Linked DNA regions of Mus musculus: all the other regions are linked to region 3. Evidence: chromatin loops called from intact Hi-C (ENCODE). Cell type or tissue: heart. All regions are shown on one strand.

Region 1 (8,000 bases), 290 kb after region 3:
GCCACAGAAGATGGAGGCTCCTAAGACTCAATGGCAGAAGCTTAGAAAGTTCCAAGATGCCCAAGGCTCCACCCCATGCTTATATGAGCAACACACAGTTGCTGGAGGACACTCTTCCGCAGAGCTGCCTGCAAGTTGCTCAGGGCCCCAACCCCAACCCAGAATTCAGTTTGGAGGCATCACCCATGCTGAGCTGTTCAGTGTAGCAGCTACCTGAGTCACCCATACTCCTGTGACCCTGGAAATCTCACTGGTTCACCGTGCTAGACTTTGGTGAATCTGTTGACAGTGCCATATCTAGGGTGAATGGATATTTGTTCACATTGCCTCAGGAAGTCATACAATATCAAAATATAAAGCGACTGTTTGGTTTGAACCTAAAATGCTACCTCATTCTGAGTGCTGGGTTCCCAGCTAGTGACACTAATATGAAGAGGTGGTAGAGCTTTTAGGGGCAAGCTGACCTGGAGAAAGTAGGAGGATGGCCTTAAAAGCACACCACCCTATTGGCCTCCTGTCCTCTTTTCTTCCTGGTCAGTGTGATGTGAAGAGCCTCCCCGTGGCCTCCCACAGCCATGATCCAAGTATGACTTCTCATGTGATGGATGGAAGCCCTTGGAAGCCTCCATGAGTCTAACCAACTGTTTCTCCCTTGATTCGGTCAGGCACTGGGGGCACAGAGATTAAAAAAATCAACTAATGCAAAAATTATCAAAAAAGGAAGAAAGAAAGGAAAGAAGAGAAAGGAAGCAGGGTCCTTCTGCCTCCTGGTCTGGACAAGGTCTGGAAGTTTCTGTGGCCGAGCCTTGCTGCAGCCCTGTTCTCCTGTGGTTCTATTTGGGTCAGGCTATGTGTAGCCCAGGGTCACTGGCTGGAGACCTGGGCCTCTCTCCAAGTACTGTGTCTTCTTCACCGAGCGGATTTAAGTTCCACTCGGGAAGACATTGTCCAGCCTGGAACAACCCCGATCAACTTCCTGCCTGCTGCTCACTCAGCTGTGGCCTGGATCCAACGTCATCCCACACATCTGTCTAAATGAGGTCCTGGCCCCACTGGCTCATTTTAGCTGCCTTTGGCCCCTTGTGATCTGTAAGCAATCCACCACCTGCCACTCTGCTCGTTAACAAGAGGCAAGCAGGAGGCCAGGCTGCAGTCCAGAGGCTGGGAGGGACCTTCCGGCACTGTTGAGCTTGGGCACAGGCTTCTCTGTCTCCAATTCCTCCTCACCCACCTGACCAGAAAGGCATGAGGCTAATGCGATGCTGCGATGGCCCCGAGCCCACCTGTGCACCCCAGGGCCTCTGTGCCAGGCGGGGGTGTGGAACTGTGCCATCTCCTTCATCTGTAGCACATCTCGCAGGCCAGACTTATGCTCCCGTGACATTTACCAAGGGGAAGCTGATGCCACAGAGTCATCCTGTGCGGTGCTGACAGAGGCAGCCGGGTGTTTTCCTCTCCCTTGTCAGGGTGAACTTACGAAGGTGCTTGTCTTTCTTTTTCTTCTTTCTCAGGCCTCATACTGGGACTGCAGAGCTCACACGTGCCACACACCAGGGAGCCCACCCTTGGTGTAATTGCTTTCCTCTAAAGCATCCGGAGTGAGTAGCACACTCACGGTGGAAGTCAAAAGCCACAGAGATATCCACAGGTGCCCAGCACCTGTGATGCAACTGCTAGACACTGTTGTCAGCTATGGGGGGATCAGGGCAAAGTCCCAGTGAATGCCTTGGTTTCAGAGACCAAACTGAGACAGCTTGAAGCCAGTCATGATGAGAGGGGAGTGCTGAGGTGGGGATGCTGAAGTGGGGGTGCTGAAGTAGGGGTGCTGGGGGATACTGAGGGGGATACTGAGGTGGGGTGCTGAGGTGGGGGTTCTGGGGTGGGGATGCTGAGGCGGGGTACTGAGGCAGGGTGCTGAGGTGGGGGTCCTGGGGTGGGGATGCTGAGGTGGGGGTTCTGGGGTGGGAATGCTGAGGCGGGGTACTGAGGCAGGGTGCTGAGGTGGGGGTTCTGGGGTGGGGATGCTGAGGCAGGGTGCTGAGGTGGGGTACTGAGGGGGGTGCTGAGGCGAGATGCTGAGGCGGGGTGCTGAGGTGGGGTTTCTGGGGTGGGGATGCTGAGGTGGGGGTCCTGGGGTGAGGATGCTGAGGTGGGGGTTCTGGGGTGGGGATGCTGAGGTTGGGTGCTGAGGTGGGGTTTCTGGGGTGGGGATGCTGAGGTGGGGGTGCTGAGGTGGGGATGCTGAGGTTGGGTGCTGAGGTGGGGTACTGAGGGGGGTGCTGAGGTGGGGTTTCTGGGGTGGAAATGCTGAGGTGGGGGTGCTAAGATGGGGATGCTGAGGTGGGGTGCTGAGGTGGGGTGCTGAGGTGGGGTTTCTGGGGTGGGGATGCTGAGGTGGGGGTGCTGAGGTGGGGTATTGAGGGGGGTGCTGAGGCGAGATGCTGAGGTGGGGTTCCTGGGGTGGCGATGCTGAGGCTGGGGTGCTGAGGCGGGGTACTGAGGGGGGGTGCTGAGGCGAGATGCTGAGGCGGGATGCTGAGGTGGGGTTTCTGGGGTGGGGATGCTGAGGTGGGGTGCTAAGATGGGGATGCTGAGGTGGGGTGCTGAGGTGGGGGTTCTGGGGTAGGGATGCTGAGGTGGGGATACTGAGGCTGGGGTGTTGATGTGTAGATGCTGAGATGGAGATTGTTGGATAGAGAAATCTGAGTGACTCAGTGCTACTGAAGTCAGTGCAGACCAAGTTCGGTCTTCAACCGGATTCTTATCCCATCATCCTCCATAAAGGAAGAGCAGACAGTGAAGGGTACAAATGGCAAGCACTTTGATTGTCAGTTCAACCAGACTGGCCATTTTGAATTTAAATAAAACTGTACTGGCTAGTTTTGTGTCAACTTGGCACAGCTGGAGTTATCACAGAGAAAGGAGCTTCAGTTGAGGAGATGCCTCCATGAGATCCAGCTGTAAGGCATTTTCTCAACTAGTGATCAAGGGGGAAAGGCCCCTTGTGGGTGGGACCATCTCTGGGCTGGTAGTCTTGGTTCTATAAGAGAGCAGGCTGAGCAAGCCAGGTGAGGCAAGCCAGTAAAGAACATCCCTCCATGGCCTCTGCATCAGCTCCTGCTTCCTGACCTGCTTGAGTTCCAGTCTTGACTTCCTTTGGTGATGAACAGCAGTATGGAAGTGTAAGCCGAATAAACCCTTTCCTCCCCAACTTGCTTCTTGGTCATGATGTTTGTGCAGGAATAGAAACCCTGACTAAGACAAAAACCATGTGAACTCTCAGTGGGATGCTAGCTAAGAGCGGTTCCTGGCTGCCTTGCTTACAAGTGCTGTATCTTGGGCAGGTGCAACATCCAAGGTCCATAGGACAACAAACAAAACCAACCCCTCCAGAAACACACACACACAAAAGAAAAGAAAAAAGAAAAGAAAAGAAAAGAAAAGAAGAGAAAAAGGCTGGTGGAAGGCAACAATGGCTACCTTGTAAAACTAGATCTGCCCGCTCACTGGGAGGCATGCAAGTACGGCAAGCTTCTTAGCCTCAGTTTTAAAAAAGAAAAGAAAAGGTTCTTAAGTTTGGTGCATGCTGTCCTGTACACCCAGCACAGCTTTCCCTCTGTCCTGTATACCCAGCACAACTTTCCCTCTGTCCCGCATACCCAGCACAGATTTCCCTCTGTCCTGTATACCCAGCACAACTTTCCCTCTGTCCCGCATACCCAGCACAGCTTTCCCTCTGTCCTGTACATCCAGCACAGCGTTCCCCAGCCTCTCACCTCACTGTCCATCTCCTGACTTCCCTGGCCATCTTCAAATGCCACCGAGGCCCCTAACAGAGGAGGTACATACCCATTGCCCTTCCTCCATTGCCTCAGTTAAGCCCCTGCTTCTTGTGTCTCCAGGAAAATAGTGTGCATGAGAGGTCATCTCCAAACCCTTCAATCACCCATTTGTATTTGTTAATTTATTACATTTTTTATATTAAATGATCAATTGATGTAATAAAGTTATTAGTTCTTAGATGAATAAAAATGTTTTCTATAAGTCAGTATCATCTTGCACAGATGGAAACACACACTGGCAGTCTGGCACTTGGGAGGTAGAGGCAGGAGGAACAGGACTTCAAGGCCAGCCTCAGCTACATGAGGGCTACAAGAGACTGTCTCAAAATAACAAAACAGAAAAAAAACCAATAGATCAAAATTATCTTCTTAATGAGTATCTAATAGTGGCTTCCCAGACACTGTGTCAAGCATGGTAGGAACACAAACCTGTACAGTGACTGGCAGGCTCTGTCCCCTTGACCTCTGTGGGCCCAACATGAGCTTGGTGTTATAGCAGCTCCAGCTGTCCTTAGACCATGATACCAAGCAGCCTTCCTCAGCCCAGGATCCTGGGCCCCATACCTCACTATTCCTGCCTCAGGCAGAAAGTGGGGTGTCACCTGGAAACACCCCCAAACTTGCCCACTCTCTGTGGCTGAGACAGTAAGTATCTGTAGGTCCTGTGTTCTTCTCCAGGTTGAGGACAGGCCAGGAGAGGACATGACACCCACCCATGTGACTTCACTGGGGGTGTTTTGAGAGACTCCATCTGGGCTGATCTTCAAAGTAAAACCTAAAGGAAACCTGGTGCCCCGTGGGCAAGCAGACACTGTACATAAGAGCCCCATGCCTGCTGAAAGCCAGTGTTGCTACCACACAGAACACGGAGGTAGCTGAGGAGAAAAGACTCTAGGTTAGCATTTCTAAATTTCTACTCCTTCCCCCCAACTTCCCAACCCCAAGCTAGGGAAGGCTTCTCCAAGGGCTGGGACAATGTAGTTTTGAACCCCGCCCTCTGGTGGCTGTATGTGGTAGTGCACCCTCAACGCTGGCTGTATTGGGCCATAGGAAGGCTGCCTGCATGGGGACTGACTGGCCTTCACCACTATGATACTGTCACAGAGATGCTGTCACAGGGATGGCAGGTGAGCAAGGCTCACAGAGGCAGCCTCTGCACAAAGGCAACACCTGCACCTTACCTGCAGAGAGAACTGAGAGAACTGCGCCAATCTACTCTCCGGGCAGCCTGTACTCCTCAGCTGCCCTGAGCATTCCCAGACAGACAGAAGGCCTGGCTGCTCTGCCCTCTGAAGTTGAGCAAGGGATGAGTGGAATGTAATTACCTTCCCAAGCCGTTCTGGAGAGGTTATGAGCCTCGGACTTTAGACACATGTGTATGGTTTATGTCCAGACAGACAAATGAAGAAGCGGTTGAGCTCTCCACCTAACAGGAGGGCAACCTGCCTCTTAGCCACCCCAGGCCCTGCTGACCCTCCCTCTTATAGGCAGGCCTGGCTCTGTCTGAAGTCGCAAATGCTTATCGCTGCTTGAGAGAGGGAGGCATTAGTCACGCTTTGGCATGTCCTCAAAGCCCGGCTTCAAGCAAAAGATCTCTATCTGCCGCTCTGCTGCCCCAGAGACCTGGAACTGGAACCAGTCCGACCTTCTGTAAAGCTAGGCAGGCGGGCTTGGATATAGATCCAAGACCTAGTTCCTTTGATGCCAGGACCTGGTCTACTTCCCCTCCTACCCTCAGTGTCCTCTGTGGTGAAGGTTTAAGAGACTCCACGACTTCCCCTGCATCCCTCCTAGGAGTACCAAAGGGATACACATCCGTCCTCGTGCACAAGGGAGTCAGACAGACATGCTGGTACTGGATAGGGGGACAAATGGGTTGCTACCACACTGCACTCTCAAGAACAGATGTGCTGGGGGCTGTAGCCAGGACAGGGTGACAGGCTAGGCTCTTTCCCAAGCTGACCCCGACGGTCCTAAACCAGGGTCAAGTCACCCCACCCAGCCAGCAGGATACCCAAGGGCCTCTGGGTTTGACAGAAGAAAACAACCCAGAAAAAGGAACCTATAAGAGCCATGCTGGTGGGCAGCGGAAGGCCTAGGGCTGCCTGGAGTTGAGGAGAGGGAGAGGGCGGGGCCTGTGGAAATTTCCCTGGACTGTGCACTGGGAAGTAGGGGTTTGGCAGGCCTGCCTGTTTCCTCGGCCGCACAAGGTTTCACTGGATAGAATCAGAAACAGCAGGAAGGTGGAAATGGCTGGGAACACTGGCTTTGGTGAGAGCCTCTGCTTCTAGAAGAAATGCCAAAGGCCAGCAGGCTTCCATTCTGTTTACCTGCGGTTGGCAGAGAACGGCAGACCCCAGAAGTTCTGACCCTAACTCCTCAAACCTGGGCTCTCAGAACCAACTAGCCAAGGGACCTTCACACATGTGATGAGGGGGTGGGAGGGGGGAGCAGCCCAGGCTGCCAGGTGGGTTTCATAAAACGCCCAAGGCCTTCCTGTGGGAGAGCCTCTTCACCAGCCGTGGTCAGAGGGTATGGGACGAAGAACGGCAGAGAGGAAGGAGGTAGCTTGCTCGATGGTGGAGGCAGGCAAGACTCAAGGGCCCAGGAATATAGGTAGTGTGTACGCTGGGGCAGGGAAGCACAGGGCTTCCAGCAGAAATGGGCCCTACCCATACCCAGGAAGTCAGCCCTGGGGTGATGTGCTGGACCCTGAGTCTGAGCACTGGTGGTTACATGGTCATGGGCTTTCCCTACATTGATGACAGCAAACTCAACCACAGCTCCCTGGTGCCGGTCCTGCGATGCCGGCCTCACCCTTGAGAACACCAAGTCTCTGGGAGATGGGCTGATCCATCTAGCAAGCTTGAGGAGGTGGGAACCCTGAGCCACTGAACCCCACTGCTCTGAGAAAAAGGGGGTTCACTGCCCTGCTAGGACAGAAGTGGGTAAGTGCTGACCTGGAGCATTCGGTCAAGGCGCCTCTGTCCTGTCCTCTTGTCCGTCCCAAGCCTCACCTGAGCCTTGGAATGAGGAGGGCTGTGGGTTAATGGCAGCTTTCTGTCACTGTGACAAAATGCCCAAGGAAAACAGTCCACAGGAAAAAAGGCTTATTTGGCCAGGAATGAGGGTCAGGGTGCCTTTAATTCTAGGGCTTGGGGAGTATTTGGTGGCTCTCTGAGTATGAGGTCAGTTTGGTCTACACAGTGAGTTCCAGACCATGGAGGGATACCTGACGAGACCCTGTCTGAAAATACATAAGTACAACTGATTTGGGCTCCTGCTTCAGAGGGTTGGCCCAGCAGCAGCTTGGGCAGAGTGTGAGAGAGTTGAGCACCAGGCCTCGTGGCAGCTCAGGACACACGTGGAAAGGCTGGACACAACGGCACCCCTTCCAACTAAGACCCACTTAAAGGTCATGGGATCAGATTATAGGCACTTCCCTGGAGCCCCAGTCTGAAGGCTGCAGTGAAGACCAAGCCTGAAGCGTAGCAGCCTACGGCAGGCATTCCTCGGGCACTGACGGTGGAACTGAGTGTCTTCTCCAGGGGATGACAATGTTTTGTGCTGTCATTTCATCTTTATCTTATGTTTGGATTTTCAAGGCAGGGTTTCTCTGCGCAGCCCTGGCTGTCCTGAAACTCACTCTGTAGACCAGGCTGGACGAGAACTCAGAGATCCATCTACCTCTGTCTCCCGAGTGCTGGGATTGAAGGTGTATGCCACCACCGATGGTGGTCATTTTTTTTTTCCCTTAAAACTTATTTTTATGTGCATGAGAGTTTTCTTGGCACACGTGCCTGGTGCCTGCAGAGACCAGAAGAGGGTGCTGGATTCCCTGGAACTGAAGTGAGCCTCCACGTGGGTGCTGGAAATTGAACTTTGGCCTTCGAGAAAAGCATCTAAGAGAGATGGCTCTTAGCTGATGAGCCATCTCTCTAGCCCCTGCTCCCTAGGTTATCACTTTAAAATGGCTGCTCTTATACCATGTGAACTTCACTCCAGTTATTTAAAAAAACAAACATGCTGAGACCTCCTGTCCTGGGAGATTCTGTCTAGGGACAACAGGACAGGGAAGCTATGATCTAGATCCCTCAATTGCAGATCTTAGTGACCAAGGGGAGGTACTAACACTTTGGGGGCAGATCAGGGTCTCGA
Region 2 (8,000 bases), 110 kb after region 3:
AGTAGATCCCTTGCCCAGTGTGCACAAGGCTTGTTGCAAATTGATCCTTTAAAAGTGTGGTTCTCAGGGTTGGGGATTTAGCTCAGTGGTAGAGCGCTTGCCTAGCAAGCCCAAGGCCCTGGGTTCGGTCCTCAGCTCCGGAAAAAAGGAAAAAAAAAAAAAAAAGTGTGGTTCTCCCCGGGCGGTGGTTGCGCATGCCTTTAATCCCAGCACTTGGGAGGCAGAGGCAGGCGAATTTCTGAGTTCGAGGCCAGCCTGGTCTACAGAGTGAGTTCCAGGATAGCCAGGGCTACACAGAGAAACCCTGTCTCAAAAAAAAAAAAAAAAGTGTGTTTCTCAAAAGGAGGCAAATACACCCGAGAGGAGTAGAGGGCAGGAAATAATCAAACTCAGGGCTAAAATCAACCAAACAGAAACAAAAAGAACTATATACAGACTCAACAATCAATAAAACCAGGAGCTGGCTCTTTGAGAAAATCAACAAGGTAGATAAACCCTTAGCCAGACTAGCCAGAGGGCACAGAGACAGTATCCAAATTAATAAAATCAGAAATATAAAGGGAGACATAACAATGAAATATATCTTAAAATAATTATTCTGTTTGTTGAATATAAACAATTGAAAATATTAAAATCATGTTCTCAAAAAAAAAAGAAAGAAAGAAAGAAAGAAAAAAAAAGTGTGTTTCTCATTCTACAGGCTATGGGCCAGCAGTGTTAACCTAGACCCACTAAATTAAAAACACAGCAAACTGTTTTAACATGATTCCAGGTAGCCCTGATGTACACTTAAGATATCACAATATAGGGATTATGGTGCCGTTTCTGGCTGGATGGTGGTGCTAAAGCCACAAGCAGGGAATTCCGATATTGCCTAGCAATGGGAAAGAGGTTGACTCAAGCATGGCCCTTATCTCACAGACAGCTGACAGCCAGGCATGGTGGCGCACACGTCTTTAATCCCATTATCCAGCAGTAGCAGCAGGTGGATATCTGAGTTCAAAGCCAACCTGCTCTACAGAGCAAACTCCAGGACAGCCAGGGCTACACAGAGAAACACACACACACACACCCCCACACACACACAAAGTTATACACTTAAAGAGTTCATTAAATAGCATATGAATTGGGCTGGAGAGATGACTCAGCAGTAAAGAGCACTGACTGCTCTTCCTAGAGGTCCTGAGTTCAATTCTCAGCAAACACATGGTGGCTCACAACCATCTGTAATGAGATCTGACGCCCTTTTCTGGTGTGTCTGAAGACAGCTACAATCAATATATATATATATATTAAATCTTTTGAAAAAATAGCGTGTGAATTATCTCTCAAAAGGCCATTTACAGAACTAAGCTAATTAAAGCAAAATCACACCCGATTCTCCTCATCCTGTTGGCTCCAAAGAGCTATAGGTTGCAAGCCAGGACTTGAGATTTTTTTTGAAATATTTATTTTATTTTATTTTTTTAATTTCATGTGCATTGGTGTTTTGCCTGCCTGCATGTCTGTGTGAGGGTGTCGGATCCTCTGGAACTAGAGTTACGCACAGGTGTGAGCTGCCATGTGGGTGCTGGGAATTGAACCTGGGTCCTCTGGAAGAGCAGTCAGTGCTCTTACCTTCTGAGCCATCTTTCCGACCCCAAAGACTTCTTTCTAACAAGGGGACCAGCAAGATGGCTCAAGGTAAGGGCCACCAACCTAAGGGATCAATCTAAGTTTGCTCCCTGGAACTCATGGTGGCAAGAGAAACAACTGTGTAAGTTGTCCTTGTAACCCCACAGGCACATGGTGTGGCCTGTGCCTCTCCCCCAAAATAAATAAATAACATTTTAAACAGGAGCTTGCATGGCTGCCTTAGGACACCTTTCGTCCATCCAGATGGCCGTGTAGAGCTGCAGTCCTCAGTTCTGGACCAGCTTGGGCTAGGGACACTCTCCCTGCCCTTCATGCCGTAGGGAACCTCTCTGGACCCACAGCCCTTCCTTGATACCCAGCCAACAGCCAACAGCCATGCCTGGTTTGTTCCGATCAAAGTCCAGTCTTTCTATTAGGTAAGCCCAGGCTGCTGTGGTAGCTGGCGAGTCCTGGCTTGATGCTGCAGTGACCTCAGGAGCTCACACCTGCTGTCTGGGGAGGAAGACAGCTCTGGCTGCCCTTTCCTGTTGACACAGCAGGAAGCCCTGGGGTCTGGCCCAGGCCCTTTGAGCTAAGCTCCGACAAGCTCTGGCTTTGTTCCCAGTTTATCAGGCTGCCTCTGCCTGTGATTCATCCCCCTGAGCCCTTGCATAGGCTCTTCAGACATCCAAAGGGGCTAAAAAATACAGTCCTGACTTCTGAGGCTCTTGTGCTCCCAGCTAGCATTCAAGAGACCTGGTCTCCAGTCTCTGTCCGTCACCCCTGCCCACAGCTCAAAGTCTAGCTCCGGTTTCAGTTTTACAAAACTCCAGCCCAGGATGGCCTAGCCACTCATTCAGTAGCTAGCCCCCACAGACCTCCAGCTCCCTGCCATCCAGCCTCAACCTCCCAAGTGCCGAGATCACAGGTGTGGACTACCATACATTTTTCTTTTTATTCATTCATTCATTCATTCATTCATTCATTCATTCATTTTTTGTTTATTTGAGACAGGGTTTCTACGTGTAGCCCTGTCTGTCCTGAAACTCCCTCTGTAGACCAGGCTGGCCTGGAACTCAGAGGTCCAACTACTTCTGTCTTCTGATAGCTGGGATAAAGGGTGTGTGCCACTACCACCCTGCCTTAAGATACTTTTATTTGTTTGTTTGTATTTTGTGTGTTTCTGTGATTGTGTGCGCTTGAGTGCAGTGCCCATAGAGGACAGAAGAGGGCCTCAGATTTCCCCTGGAGCAGGTGCTGGGAACCTAGAAATTTAAGTCTTTTCAGAAGAGCAACAGCTGTTAACCACTGAACCATCTCTCTGGCCCCCTGCCTGGCCTTTTTTTTCTTTTTCTTTTTTTTTTTTTTACAGATGTATTTATTTATTTATTTATTTATTTATTTAATGTATATGACTACACTGCAGCTGTCTTCAGACACACCAGAAAAGGGCACTGGATTCTGTTACAGATGGTTGTGAGCCACCATCTGGTTGCTGGCATTTGAACTCAGGACCTCTGGAAGAGCAGTCAGTGAACTTAACTGTTGAGCCATCTCTCCAGTCCCCTGGCTGCTGCTGCTGCTGCTGCTGCTGCTGCTGCTGCTGCTGCTGCTGCTACTGCCTTCTTCTCCTCCTACTCCTCCTCCTCTTCTCCCTCTTCCTCTTCCTCTCCTCCTCCTCTCCTTCTCCCTCTCTCTCTCCCTCTCCTCCTCCTCCTCCTCCTCTTCCTCCTCCTCCTCCTTCTTCTTCTTCTAAATTTTATTGTCTTAAGCGTATGAATTTATGAATTTTTTGTGTTTGTGTGTGTCTGTACGCTGGTGCTAGTGCTTGAGAAGTGGTGAGACTTCATGTGGGTGCTAGAGTCAAACCCCGGTCCTTTGCGACAACAAGTGTTCTTAGCTTCTGAGCCAACTCTCCAGCCCCCATGCCTGGCTTTATTGGGATTTGTCATGTTCTTTTGGCCCTGGGTCTCACCACAACCCCCTCTTTCCATTTAATGTCAGGAGCTATTCCATCCCATCAGGAACCAGGAAAGCCAGGGCAATCATCTGATGCCCTCTTCTGGCCACTGTGGGCACTGCACTCATGGCCACAGACACCTTCACAACTGCCTAGAGTGTGTGTGTGTATGTGTGTGTGTGTGTGTGTCCAAGACTCAGTAATTGTCACCTACCTAGAAAGCTGCCACAAACAGACTGCTCAGAACCAATCCCTGCAGCTCAGTAGCTTCAGGCTGGCACAGTTTCAAGGTCAAGCTTTCGATGGTGCAGATTTAGCTTTCTGGTTGGCTTGATGCATCTGTGATGTTTTCATTTTATGGATCCACTTGGCCACAGCACCATGCTCATCTTTGCCAGTTTCAAGAAACTCTCATTAGTGTGATTTATAATTATCTTACTTTACTATTTGTTACTGCCCTTGATATTTTTCCCATGTCTTAATTTATCAGTTAGACCTTTTCATAGTCTCTAGTGCAGGCAAAATCAAAGCGAATGTAGAGTTTGGTGCCTCTGGAGGTTTCGGGTGCCCACTGGGGTCTTGAAAGGTGAGGGCTATGATTTGAGTGACTCCCTGCATGCACCTACATGCCCACTGACTCGGTGGTTAGGGCCAGAGGAAGTTAAGCTGAAGAAAGAGAGATGAGGTCTGAGATTGGCTTTCATCTGTGGCCAGGAGCAGTGTCCCTATGTCCCTGTGTGTGACTTGTGTATGTACCTGGTGTCTAGTATACAGAAATGCTACTCCCACGGATGCTAGCTAGCCTCTGCCATAGGTGCCCCAGAGGCAGCTTAGCAGGCATATAAACAGAGTGGCCCTGTAGCAGGAACTGGAGGTTGTCTGGGGCTCAGGAGCCTTTAACATATTCCCTTCCCATCCTGCTGCCACCACAGAACAAAACCACATGGCTCCATTTGTCCCTGGAGGAGGCTTGGGCCAGAAGATGCTCATCAATATTCATAAGCGCTCTGAAGTGAATAAGCCCAGCTTGGTGGTCTGAATCCTAGCACTCTGAGGCACAGGCAGGTGGATCGCTTTAAGTTCAAAGCCAGCCTGGTCCACATAGCAAGTTCCTGATTAGTCCGAACTACTTTGTCTCAAAATAACAACAACAACAAAATTTAATGAAACTGGAGTTTTGTAGGTAAGATGGAGCCCCAATGCCCTACCTTATCCAACCATTCAAGGTCATAGTAATGATGGGGGTAGCTACTGGCAGGTAGCAGATGCTCGCTCTCCCTTGAGATAAAACTCTGCCCAGAATCTCCGCCTCTTGTATGACCAAAGCGTACAGTGCTAACAGCAGCAGCACCTCACATGCAAACTGTCTTTACTTAGTCGCAGACCAGGCACAGCACAGAAATGATTCATCAAGCGGTAATTACGGTTTTGTTTTGTTTTTTTTTTTTTAAACTTCCATCGATGAAAACATTTTAAATTGGCACTAAACAATCCATGTCACAAACCAGTTAGAAAAAAGATGTTTATCTGTCTGGAAGCCCCAGAACTAGCTTGTCACGGTCCCCTCTGATTAACCTCTCAGCACACGCCAGGCATGAGCGAAGCTCAGAAAGAGCCACGCCTCTGCTGTGACAATGAGTGTTCGTTCTCCTCACTGTGCCAGACAGTCGTCTTATGTCCTACCTTATCCAACCAGTCAAGGTCATAGTAATGATGGAGGTAGCTACTTCAGGCGAGGTGTGCCGCAGAGCCTGTCATCCCAGCTACTCTGCCCACCTGCCAAGGCAGGAAGATCTCGAGTTGTAGATCAGCCTAGGTCATATCATGAGTTCAAGGTCAGCCTAGACAATTTAATGAGACCCTGTCTCAAAAGAGTAAAAGGAGGCTGAGGAGGGGGCATGGCCCAGGGGTAAAACAATTGTCAAGCATGCTTGAGGAACCTAGATTCAATCCCCAGTGTAAGAAAACATTATTTAAAAAAAAAAAAAAAAAAAAGCCAGGTGGTGGTGGCAGCGCACGCCTTTAATCCCAGCACTTGGGAGGCAGAGGCGAGTGGATTTCTGAGTTTGAGGCCAGCCTGGTCTACAAAGTGAATTCCAGGACAGCCAGGGCTATACAGAGAAACCCTGTCTCGAAAAAAAATTTTTTTAATTTAAAAAATTAAAAATCATTAAAAATAAAAGCACTAGATATGGTGAAGTATACCTTTCAAAAATACCTAGTCACTATTGTTGGTACCAAGACCTCCAAAACCTGTGACATCACATAGGTGACAATGTGACTTACACACCTGTTGCCAAGACAACGGCCACCATATTCCCAGAATCCATTGGGCTCACCTTGAAAGACCCCCGACGTGGGTAGTCAATCAATCTGAGGAGACCCTCTCAAGGACCAGCGAGACCACGATTCGGATGCAAACAGCAAGAGGCTTTATTGAGAACACGGGTACCCGGGCGACGCAGTCTATCGGAGGACTGGCGCGCCGAGTGTGGAGTTTTTACCCTTTTTATAGGGCTGGGGCTGGGGAGCAAAAAGCGCGGTTACAGAAGCGAGAAGCGAGCTGGTTGGTTAGTTCGAATAAGGCTTGGGGTATTTCTCGGTCATTTGGGGAAACTGAGGTGGGACTTTTTAGTTCTAAACAATGTCTATTTTCAAGAAATGGGTATGGGAGGGGTACGAGGAGAGGGTCTAATGAAGGTTCAACAATGGGCACACACCTGGTCAGAACATTGGCAGACACACAGGTTCAAGGAGTGGCCAGAGCACTGTGCACCTCTATTTTTCTAAATCAGTGAAGCTAGTTCTGCTAACACTGACGTCTGAGAGCCATCTGTTCTTGGCCCTGAGCCGGGGCCCAGGTGCTTGACCACCGATATTTGGCCCCTGTCCCAGTATTATTCAGCCTTAATCTTTAACTGTTAATCTTTAACTGAACTTTCTTGTAACTTTTGAGAACTTAGCTCTGGTACTTTTTCATGCCTTGCAAAATGGCGTTACTGCAGCTAGCTTGCTAAGCCTGATGGTGGGGTCTTTCATTCCCCCCTCTTTCTGGAAACTGAATAAAATCTTTTATTCACGTGATTCCACTTTTTCTGGATCTATTGATTTGAGTTGGTGATACTGTTGGGTCAAAACCAGGGCCTGCACTACCGAAATTCTGTCTTTTACAAACTGGACCAAGCGGTTGAGAATACAGGGTCCGAAGAGTAGGATTAATAAAAGTATTATCAAGGGGCCCATAATGGTGGATATTAAGGTCGTGAACCATGGGGACCTGTTAAACAGTCCCTCAAACCACCCTTGTCCTGATTCGAACAATTTTTGTCTCTGGTTCAACCTTTCTCTTAGCTTTGCCATGCTATCTCTTACTACGCCAGTGTGGTCCGCGTAGAAACAGCATTCTTTTTTTAGGGCAGCACATAATCCTCCTTCTTTTAGGAACAGTAGATCTAATCCCCTCCGGTTCTGTAGGACCACCTCAGACAACGAGGTCAGAGACTTTTCTAGGGCACTGACTGACTTTTCTAAAGCCCCAAGGTCTGTATGTATGGCTGCCTGGAGCTGCTCGAATTGTTTGGTGGCCACTAGGGCTGTAGTCCCGGTTCCTACTCCTGCAGCTATGCCGCCCATAGTAAGTCCTCCCAACAGCAGGGCCAGAGTTAATGACACCGGCTCTCTTTTATATTTGGTTTTTCTCTCAAACTGGCCATAAACATAACCAGGGGAGTGGTAGGTCACCTTTGGCCAGAGCTCAACCAGGACACAGTAATCGGTGGTGAGGTCGAGCACAGTGGTAGATAGGCAGGGAGTGAGCCCGGTGTTGCAAGCCCAAATGGTCCCGGCGGGAGCAGCCAGATAGTAGGACCCGTCGCTCGTCTTCTGGGTGGTATTACACAGGGCCTGATGGGTTTTGGGAACTGCTCTTACGCAGAGTCCCTGTCCGGTCACTTCGGACAGGGTCAGCTTGTGTTGGGAGGCCACGGAGCAGTTAGCTGGGGCAGAGGTATGGTTGGAATAAGTACCTAGGACGGCAACCCCTTCGTAGTAGGGGGGTCCCGCTACCAGACACAACCAGCACTCTTGGGTTTTGTCAGGACTGGTGAGGTTGAGAGCTTGGTAGGCTCCATCTACCAGGTTTAGCAGCCTGTCTCCCGTCCCAGGTTGTTGAGAAGGTGGGGCAGTCTCAGGGACTATAGAGGCGGCGCCTGGAGGAGGAGGCTGAGGAGGCCTGGGGAGCATGATCTGCACGGGTCGGGAGGGGGGTAACTGGTCAGTGATCACGGGATTAGGCCCAATGGGGACGCGGGGCCCTATATTGAGGACCTGGCGGGTCAAAGAGAACCGGGTCACCGGGTCGGTCCCTGTGGATCGGTACAGTCTTAGTCCCCATACTTTGGGGCCATCCCAGCTGGCCTTTTTGCCC
Region 3 (8,000 bases):
GGCAATACATCCAGACATATGATATTCCACCAGCAGGCTGGGCTTTAAGCCTCAGAGCATCCTGCATCCCATTCTAGAAAATCTGAAGGAAGCCTGGCCTGGTGGTGACACCCGTAGCTGGGCACTTGGGAGGCTGTGGCAGGGTAGTGAGTTCAAGGCCCATCCTGGGCTACCTAGTAAGGTCTTCTCTCTCTCAATCGATCGATCTAGAAGCAAGCAGGCATCCGAAGGCCTGAGGGCTTCTGACGGTTGTGCCTCAAGAAATCTACCAAGGGAATGGTTTGCAGGCGCTAGCCTCCTGTCAGGGATGGAAGCTCGAGGGCTGCTGGTGGCTGCTCCTACCCCAGCAAGCTCCTGAAGCCTGTAAGATGGGAGACATACCTTCTCAGGGAGGTGTCCTTCCTCCTTGTCAGCCCTCGGTATCCTTCTCTACCTCCTGTTTCCAACTGTTTGGCATTCACAACTTTTCCTGAAAACACCTCCCCTCTCCCACCTCACCTCCGAGATTCTGCAGAGACCCTGTGCCACCCTGCCCTCCCGACCACGAGCTTGGTGCTACTGAGGTCCCGACGCCAGCAAGACTCTGCCAAGTGCCACAAGCTGGTTCCTCTGAGGACCTCCCTGGTAGTCTCCCACCCGGGAGTGAACCCTTCCCTCTCCTTGTCCTTCCCTGTTCTCCATGGGGACCCCAACGCCCTTCCCTCAGACCATGCCTGACTCCAGACTCTGATCTGAAGGCCACCAAAAGGGGACTCTGCTCCAAGACCACTCTCCTGTGCCTTAGCCCGAGGTAACAGGACAGGTGTACTGATGTGTGGTGTCCCCTGCAGCCTCTCAGGAGATGGTTTGCGCTCTGTCACAGCTAATCTTGCCGGTCAACTTTATGAATTTGGAACCACCTAGGAGACCCCGGTTCTGGGTGGGTCTGTGGAGGATTTTTGAGATTAGGTGGATTGGCGTAGGAAGACCCACCCTAACTGTGGGCGGCACCATTCCCTAGGCTGGGGGCCTGGACTGAATAACAAGGAGAAGCAGCCAAGCACCAGCGGTCCTCCCTCCCTCTCGCTCGCTCACATGTGCGTTCTCTCTCTCTCTCTCTCTCTCTCTCTCTCTCTCTCTCTCTCTCTCTCTCTCTGCTTCCTGACTGTGGGTGCAGTGTGACCAGCTGCCTCACGCTCCTACTTCCATCCTTTCCCCTCTGGGATAAGCTGTACCCTCAAACTGTGAGCCAAAAATCAATCTTTTCCCTCTGAAATAGCTTCTGTTAGGTGTTTGGTCACAGTGACAGAAAAGGTAGATGCCATCCTCTCCTTCCATTTTGTGGGTTTCCTAGTGCTAATTCACGACCAGGTCCTAAGTAGCCCCCAAGGGCTTAAATCCACCCTGACCCCACGAGATCCCCATGGTCAGCACTACCTGCCCCACTATGCACGAACCACCCCTGCACAGTGATGCCAGCTGCATACCCCACGGCCTGCTAGTACTAAGCCACAGCAGTGGAGGGGGCAGAGATTGATTGAGAAAGTAAATGCTAAACACCAAGCCTTGAATGGTAAACAAGCCAGGGGCAGTACAGGACAGGACCAGATGCCAGGACAGAGCCAGAGCTTGGCTGCTCTGTGAGGAAGGCAGGGGGAGGGGAAGGGCAGGTTTGGAGCCCACAGCTCAGGGAGGACTGGGGAGAGACCTTGAGAATATGGCTCTTCACCCTGTACCAGCCCAGCCGCTACAGCTGGAAGGCCGCCTGTCTCCACACAGCTGCAGCAAGAATGATTCTCGGGGGGGCCCATGCTCTCCCTTTAGGCTGCAAGCTCTGTCATGGGGCCAGCAATCTGTCAGCTTCCCGGAGAAAGGTCTTGCATGTGTCAGGGGCAGGTTCTGTCCTCCATGGGGACACCTTGGTCCATGGGGTAGCTTTCCCCTGGCAACTATGTCCACCTTTCTTAGGTGAAGACATCTTTCAGTGACTGTAAGGTCACTTGTAGCAGTGAGTATCAGCCTTGTGACCCAAAAGAGACACTTGCCAAGGATCAAAGCCATTTTTCTTATCAGAAAGCGGGGGTGGGGGGGTGGGGGGGATGTGGAGAGACCCTTTAAAGGTCACCCACAGCCCTGACCATTCTCCACACAGGGCCTATGAGCTCTACAGTCTCAATCCATACACAGGTGGCCATTCCAGACAGTTTTTGTATAACAATGGGCTTTCCCACCTGGGCACAATCAAGGGGAAGCCTTTGCCCGACCAGATCCAAGTCTCCTGAACCCACCAGTGAGCTTCCTTGAACATTCCAGTCTCCGCAACAGTCTATCCTCAACACTCTACTGCCCCTAATAGCTAAACACGTCCTTCCTCCTCCCCCCAACCAGGTGATCCATTTCGGGAGGGGGCCCTCTCCCCAACAGTGAAGTCCCATCACCAAGTCACTAACCCATGGTCTTAAAAGGAGTTTAGCTTGCCGTGCTTTAATAAGCTTGGGTGAATCGTTTAACATCGCCACCTGGTTCTGCTTTCCAGAAACCAAAGACAAACACAGATGGACCCTGGAGAATAAAAAGGGCTCCTTGTGTCACGAAGAATGTGGCGAGCCAGCTCTTTGCAGCCCCAAGCTCCTGGTGGCAGGCTGGAGTGTGCCTCGGACAATTTCCCATGGGGCCTCCAAGAGATCGTGACACACTGTCTGGTTCCTGGGGTCAACACCCCATCAGAACAGCCACACCAAGCCCATGTCCAAGTCCTGGAGCCTACTGGGTCTGCAGCTGGCAGCCCTCCATCTGTCCCAGCCCCCCTCAGGAGTGCAGGCCAGGGCACCTTCCTCGCCTCCCCCTAAATTGGTTTTGAGCTTGCCTCTGAAGGAACTCTATTGGGTTCGTCTCGGAAAACAAGGCAGGCCCACGGATCCCTTCAGAGCCCAGCTTCACCCCATCCCAGGCACTCTCTGCTTCTCTGACAGTAGCCTGAGACAGTAGCTTCCTTGGGGGCTGCTCAGGCCACCCCGAAGGTCTTCCTTCCTTCCTTGAGCTATGCCCAGCCTCGCCCGGGCTCCCTCCCTCCGGCTCACCAGCCTTGGTCTACAGGGACCGAGCTCCTTCCGGTACGTCCTGGGCAGCAAGGTTGCCCGGGTCGCCCAGCCCTTTCCCTAGCAACGGCGCTGACGGACGGTCATGAGCACCAATTGGAAAAGGGCTACTGAGAGGTGGAGCCCGAGTCAGATCTTAACCAATGGGATTGTAGTTCACGGGGAGTGGGCGGAGCCTGGGATCGAAGAACTGAGCCTGTAACAGCGGAACACTTGGGGATGGTTGACAGTTGCTCAGGTTCTGCAAAGGCTGAAGGAGAACTTGGGCTTTAGGAGGTGCTAGGAAGCTGCTGAAGGGCTGGAAGCGGATCAGGGGGTTTAAATGCAGGGAGCGGATAGAAGGGAGCAATGTGGGAGGCTGGGAACAGGGGCACTGTGAACAGAAGGCCTGAGCTGGGACTCGCCCCCCAGAACTAGGGTGGAAAATCTGACCTCCTTACCTCCTGAAGTCCATTGCGTTAGCCAATAGAGCACTTGACACACAGAAGCAGATGCCGGCCGGTCTTGTCCCCAGGAGTGGGATAGCTTGCTATCAGCCCTACCGGGCCTTTTCTGGTGTCGGAGACAGACACAACAGAGGTAGGTCCCAGAATTCTCAGCAGAGACGAACCCACTGTCGCTGCCTGCAAACCCCACCGTCCGAGTGGCACAGAGGAACTCCTCCCAACCCCCCAAAGTAACAGAAGCTGCTGTCTGAAATTGTAGCTGGAAAAATGACACCAGAGGCCGGAGAGGTGGCAGAGTCCTTAAGAACACTTGCTGCTCTAACAGAGGACACAGGTGAACCCACACTTCAGCTCAGGCCTGCTTGTAACTCCAGTTCCAGGGGATCCGACGCCCTCTTCTGGCCTCCAGAGACATTGCACACACGGTGCACATAAAGCAAAACACCACACATTATTATTAGTATTATTAGTATTATTATTTAATTATTGTGACACCAGCCCGGCTGAGTGTAGTGGCATACACCTGTAATCTCAGCACTTCAAGAGGCTTAGACAGGGGCATTGCTGCAAGTTTGTGGCCAGCCTGGTCTACACAGTGAGTTCCAGGCCAGCCTGGGATACAGAGAGTGGAAGTTTTGAAAAGGCGAGTAGAAGAGAGACAGCAAAAGAAAACGGGCAGCTAGCTCCCCCTAGTGGATTGAAGTCACATGTCCACCAGAAGCCATCTGCCTTTCGCTCAGCCAAGCTCCACCTAGCGTTTGTTCCCAACATTCCACGGCCATCTTAACACCAAGACACCTTGAATTGACTTGATCCCCCACCACCACCCTCCTATGAGCCCCTAGGAAAACGACCAGTCAGTGGGCAGAGCCTCGAGCTGAAGTTGGGCTACAAGGGCCATCATGGAGGAGTGAGGCTGAGGCAGCCAGGACAGCCTTTGAGTCCTCCAGGGCATCATGGGTCACCAGTCTGTGACATATGAAAATGTGTCAGGCTCCTTTCCTCCCCTTAGTGCCTACTCCTTCATTCAGTTCCCACCTGGCATGTATAAACTAAGGGGAGAGGGTAGGACGGAGGTGTGGCTGTGGATATATGCTGCAGGTTGGGCGAGTGACATGGAGAGGAGCTGAGGTTCAGGGGCTTCTAGCAAGAAACCAGTTAGGTTATAAAGATCCAATTGGATGTCTAGGGTTGAGAGTTCATCCAAGCATGCTACTTTCCCTGTCACGGCTCAACCACCTTTCCAGGCCTTTCATAATGGGAAGCCAGGGCCCTATGCTGAGTTAGGGTTCAGAGCGGTTAAGTGATTTTCCCAGGAACACACAGCTGGGACAGAGGCAGTCCTGGTGCCAAACTGAGGGCTCTTTCCATTGTAACATGACATGGTGGGTTGGCAGTCATTTCCAGAGAAGGGAATGCTCTGTGGGTTTGGATTTTTGGAGCTCGTAGCTACTGTCACATCATATGCCACAGCATGTATGTCAGAGGACAGCTCGTGGGAGTTGAATCTCTCCTTCCACCTTGTGGGTGCCTGGGATTGAACTCATGTCATCAGACTTGGTGGCAAGCTATTTTACCCACTGAGCCTGACCCTGTGGTTTTTCAGTGTTTGCTGTTGTTCTGAGATGAGGTGTCTCCAAACTTTAAGTCCTGCCACCACCTCCCGGGTGCTGGGATGACAGGCGTTGTTCAGCCTTGCTTCTAGAGGTCCTGTGAGATCTCCCCGCGGTGAGTAGGGGACTCACTCGAAGTGTCAGGAACCTCTGAGAAAGGCATCTGAGAATGGCTCAGTCCTGGGATTCTCCCACTCTGAAGCAGGTAACCCAGCACGGACATCTTTCTGCTGGGCAGAGCCCTGGCAGGAGAATTCTGCTACGTAGGACAAGGATCACAACTCAAGGTATCAGAGCCAGGTGTGAAAACTGTAGGGAGAGGTCTCTTTCCCTGCACCCTCATTCCTGGCCGCTGCCTGCATATGTCTTACTGCTCTGCCCACTGGACCACCCTGCCTGGCCGGCTGCCATCCTAACTCTGTGTCTAGTGGCCAGAGCCACCCTAACAAAACTGTCACCATGACAACCCTCCCTGAAAGACTCTCAAGGCTTCCTTCTGAGGTTCATAAGATGCCCCTCCCCCTTTTTTTCAAACTCACCTGCTATCAAATTTCTAATGTCAGCCAGGGCTGCCCTCCTCCCTTCATGACAGTCAGCCTCAGCTACTGCCTGGAACTCCTCAGCCTTTCCTTGCCCAGCTCCCCCCTTGAGCCAAACAGTCTCACACTGCCTCAGTCAGACCTTCCCATTCCGTGACCCCTGAGCTGTCTTCTGCGTCTCCATTACCTCTGTGACTGTTTGGTCTGGCTGTACTTTCTTATCTATTTCCCATAAAGGCACCTGTCAGCCCTGCCTCTGTCCCCTCAGCAGGTGCCAGCACCTAGCCATCAGGATGTGACCAACTGCTCAAAGTGAGACAGGCACGCCTGCTGCCTAGAGTTAGTCCATGAAGGGACCTTTGCAGTAGGAGCCAAATAGTGAGAGCCCATTGGCTTCAATGGGAAGCCACCAGCCATGTGGAATCTGGGAGCATAAGGCCAGCAGGAGGGGACCAAAGCAGACCATGAGGTCAGAGGCAGAGGGAGACCTGGGCCAGGCTCAGACAGAGCAAAGTTGCATGCTCTCAAAGATGGCTCTGCCTTAATCCCTAGCTCCTATATGCATGTCACCTCCCATAGCCAACGACCTCTGTGGATGGGACTGAGTCCAGGAGTGTGAGTGTTTGCATATGCTCAGCCCTAGGAGTGGCACTATTGGGAGGTGTGGCCTTGTTTGGAGTGGGTGTGGCCTTGCTGGAGGGGGTGTGGCCTTGCTGGAGGAGGAGTGGCCTTGGAGTGGGTGTGGCCTTGTTGGAGTGGATGTGGCCTTGCTGGAGTGTGTGTGTCACTGTGGGCATGGGCTTTAAGACCCTCATCCTAGCTGCCTGGAAGCCAGTCTTCTGCTAGCAGCCCTCAGATGAAGATGTAGAACTCTCAGCTCCTCCTGCACCATGCCTGCCTGGATGCTGCCATGCTCCCACCTTGATGATAATGGACTGAAATCTGAACGTGTGAGCCAGCTATAATTAAATGTTGTCCTTATAGGAGTCGCCTTGATTGTGGTGTCTGTTCACAGCAGTAACACCCTAAGACAAGGACCTAGAGATGAGAGCATCTCAGGAGAACCCAGCTCCTGATACTGTGAGCATAGAGGAGGGATGGTCAGAGTCATCCTTGTCTATGTGAAAAGTTCGAAGGCAGTGTGGAATGTAACAGATCTCTTAGAAACAAACAAAACAAAACAAACAGTCGGGCGTGGTTGCCCATGCCTTTAGTCCCAGCACTTGGGAGGCTAAGGCAGGTAAATCTCTGAGTTCAAGGCCAGCCTGCTCTATAGAGTGAGTTCTAGGACAGCCAGGGCTACACAGGGAAACCCTGTCACAAAACACACACACACACACACACACACACACACACACACACACACACACCCCAACACCATCAAATAGTAAACAGTACTATGAAACAAAACATCAATAAAAACAAAAACATGTTCTGGGGGTTCAGGGGAAGAAAGGGGAGACCCTGCACCTGGCCTGCTGTAGATCTTAATGGATTGGAATTGCTATCAATGTAGTGACTCTGGAACTGGCTACTTACAGGTTGACAGAAAAAAATATATAGGAAAAGTCTTGTGGTGGGAATGGAGGTGGGGGTGATGATGGGGGACTCTTTAAGGGAGAGGCAGTCGGTCCTAGTCATCCCCAAACAAGACTGGGGGACATGGCAAGAAATGAAGCTATTCCCCAAATGCTATCTAAGGTCAGTTACAACAGGATGCATCAGCTCTGTGTCTAACTCAAGGTACAGACGGAGGCTGCTGCTCAGGAGTCCTGACCTTGCTCCAGAAGGTTTCCTCCCCTGTATAAGGAGTCACCAGAGGGCAGGTGACAGACCCCTCCACTTTCTGCCCCTCAAACATTTGGGAGAGCTCTTCCTGGGTACAACAATGCCATATAGCCTTGTGTCCACAAGGTGGCGCGCATGCTTGCTGCAGAATAAATTACTACAGCACTGTCTTTTAAAAAGCAAAAAACTTGGCTTTGCAGGGCCTGATGTCATATGCCTGTAATTCCAGCACTCAGAAGATGACACGGGTAGATCAGGGTTCGATGCCAGCCTCAGGTCTCAAATCATGGCTGTGATAGTTTGTTTTAAAAAGAGTACAGAAGGTGGGGTTGGAGCAATGGCTCTTCCACAGGATCCGGGTTTGATTCCCAGCACCCACATGGCAGTGTGGTGGTTAATTTGGAGTTTTGGTTTCTTTGAAAAACATAGAAATATGAAAATATGTTTTCATTTTAATCCCAGGTGTGAGATATGGGGCTGCTTCAGACTGTCCACAGCAGCTGACTGCGATTTGCCAGCTGCAGATAGTTTCTGTAT

The links. A loop is a pair of places that touch in the nucleus more often than their neighbours do. Peaks named below come from ENCODE experiments on the same cell type or tissue, not always from the same donor. Only the 100,000 strongest peaks of a DNase experiment are listed, where the experiment ranks them.
Region 1: it touches region 3 in a loop (4-fold over the local background); 12 of 42 quality-filtered maps call a loop at or near these places.
Region 2: it touches region 3 in a loop (3-fold over the local background); 2 of 42 quality-filtered maps call a loop at or near these places.

What each region holds. Positions count from the first base shown.
Region 1 is chr8:120,067,027-120,075,026 of GRCm38, forward strand. No RefSeq gene overlaps it. Among named protein-coding and RNA genes, the nearest start is that of Zdhhc7, 30 kb to the right of the region's middle. In heart, a CTCF peak has its summit at 4,845 (motif pointing left); DNase peaks (open chromatin) are centred at 1,025, 4,845, 5,435 and 6,005; H3K27ac peaks cover 785 bases; H3K27me3 peaks cover 975 bases.
Region 2 is chr8:119,883,650-119,891,649 of GRCm38, forward strand. No RefSeq gene overlaps it. Among named protein-coding and RNA genes, the nearest start is that of Usp10, 23 kb to the right of the region's middle. In heart, CTCF peaks have their summits at 2,827 (motif pointing right) and 3,679 (motif pointing left); a DNase peak (open chromatin) is centred at 2,182; H3K27ac peaks cover 827 bases; H3K27me3 peaks cover 769 bases.
Region 3 is chr8:119,775,301-119,783,300 of GRCm38, forward strand. It overlaps Meak7 (MTOR associated protein, eak-7 homolog), which reads right to left and starts at 3,116. Exons shown (of 8, transcript NM_028883.2): 1 at 3,060-3,116. In heart, a CTCF peak has its summit at 4,248 (motif pointing left); DNase peaks (open chromatin) are centred at 1,801, 3,161, 4,231, 7,571 and 1 weaker place; H3K4me3 peaks cover 1,854 bases; H3K27ac peaks cover 2,303 bases; H3K27me3 peaks cover 790 bases.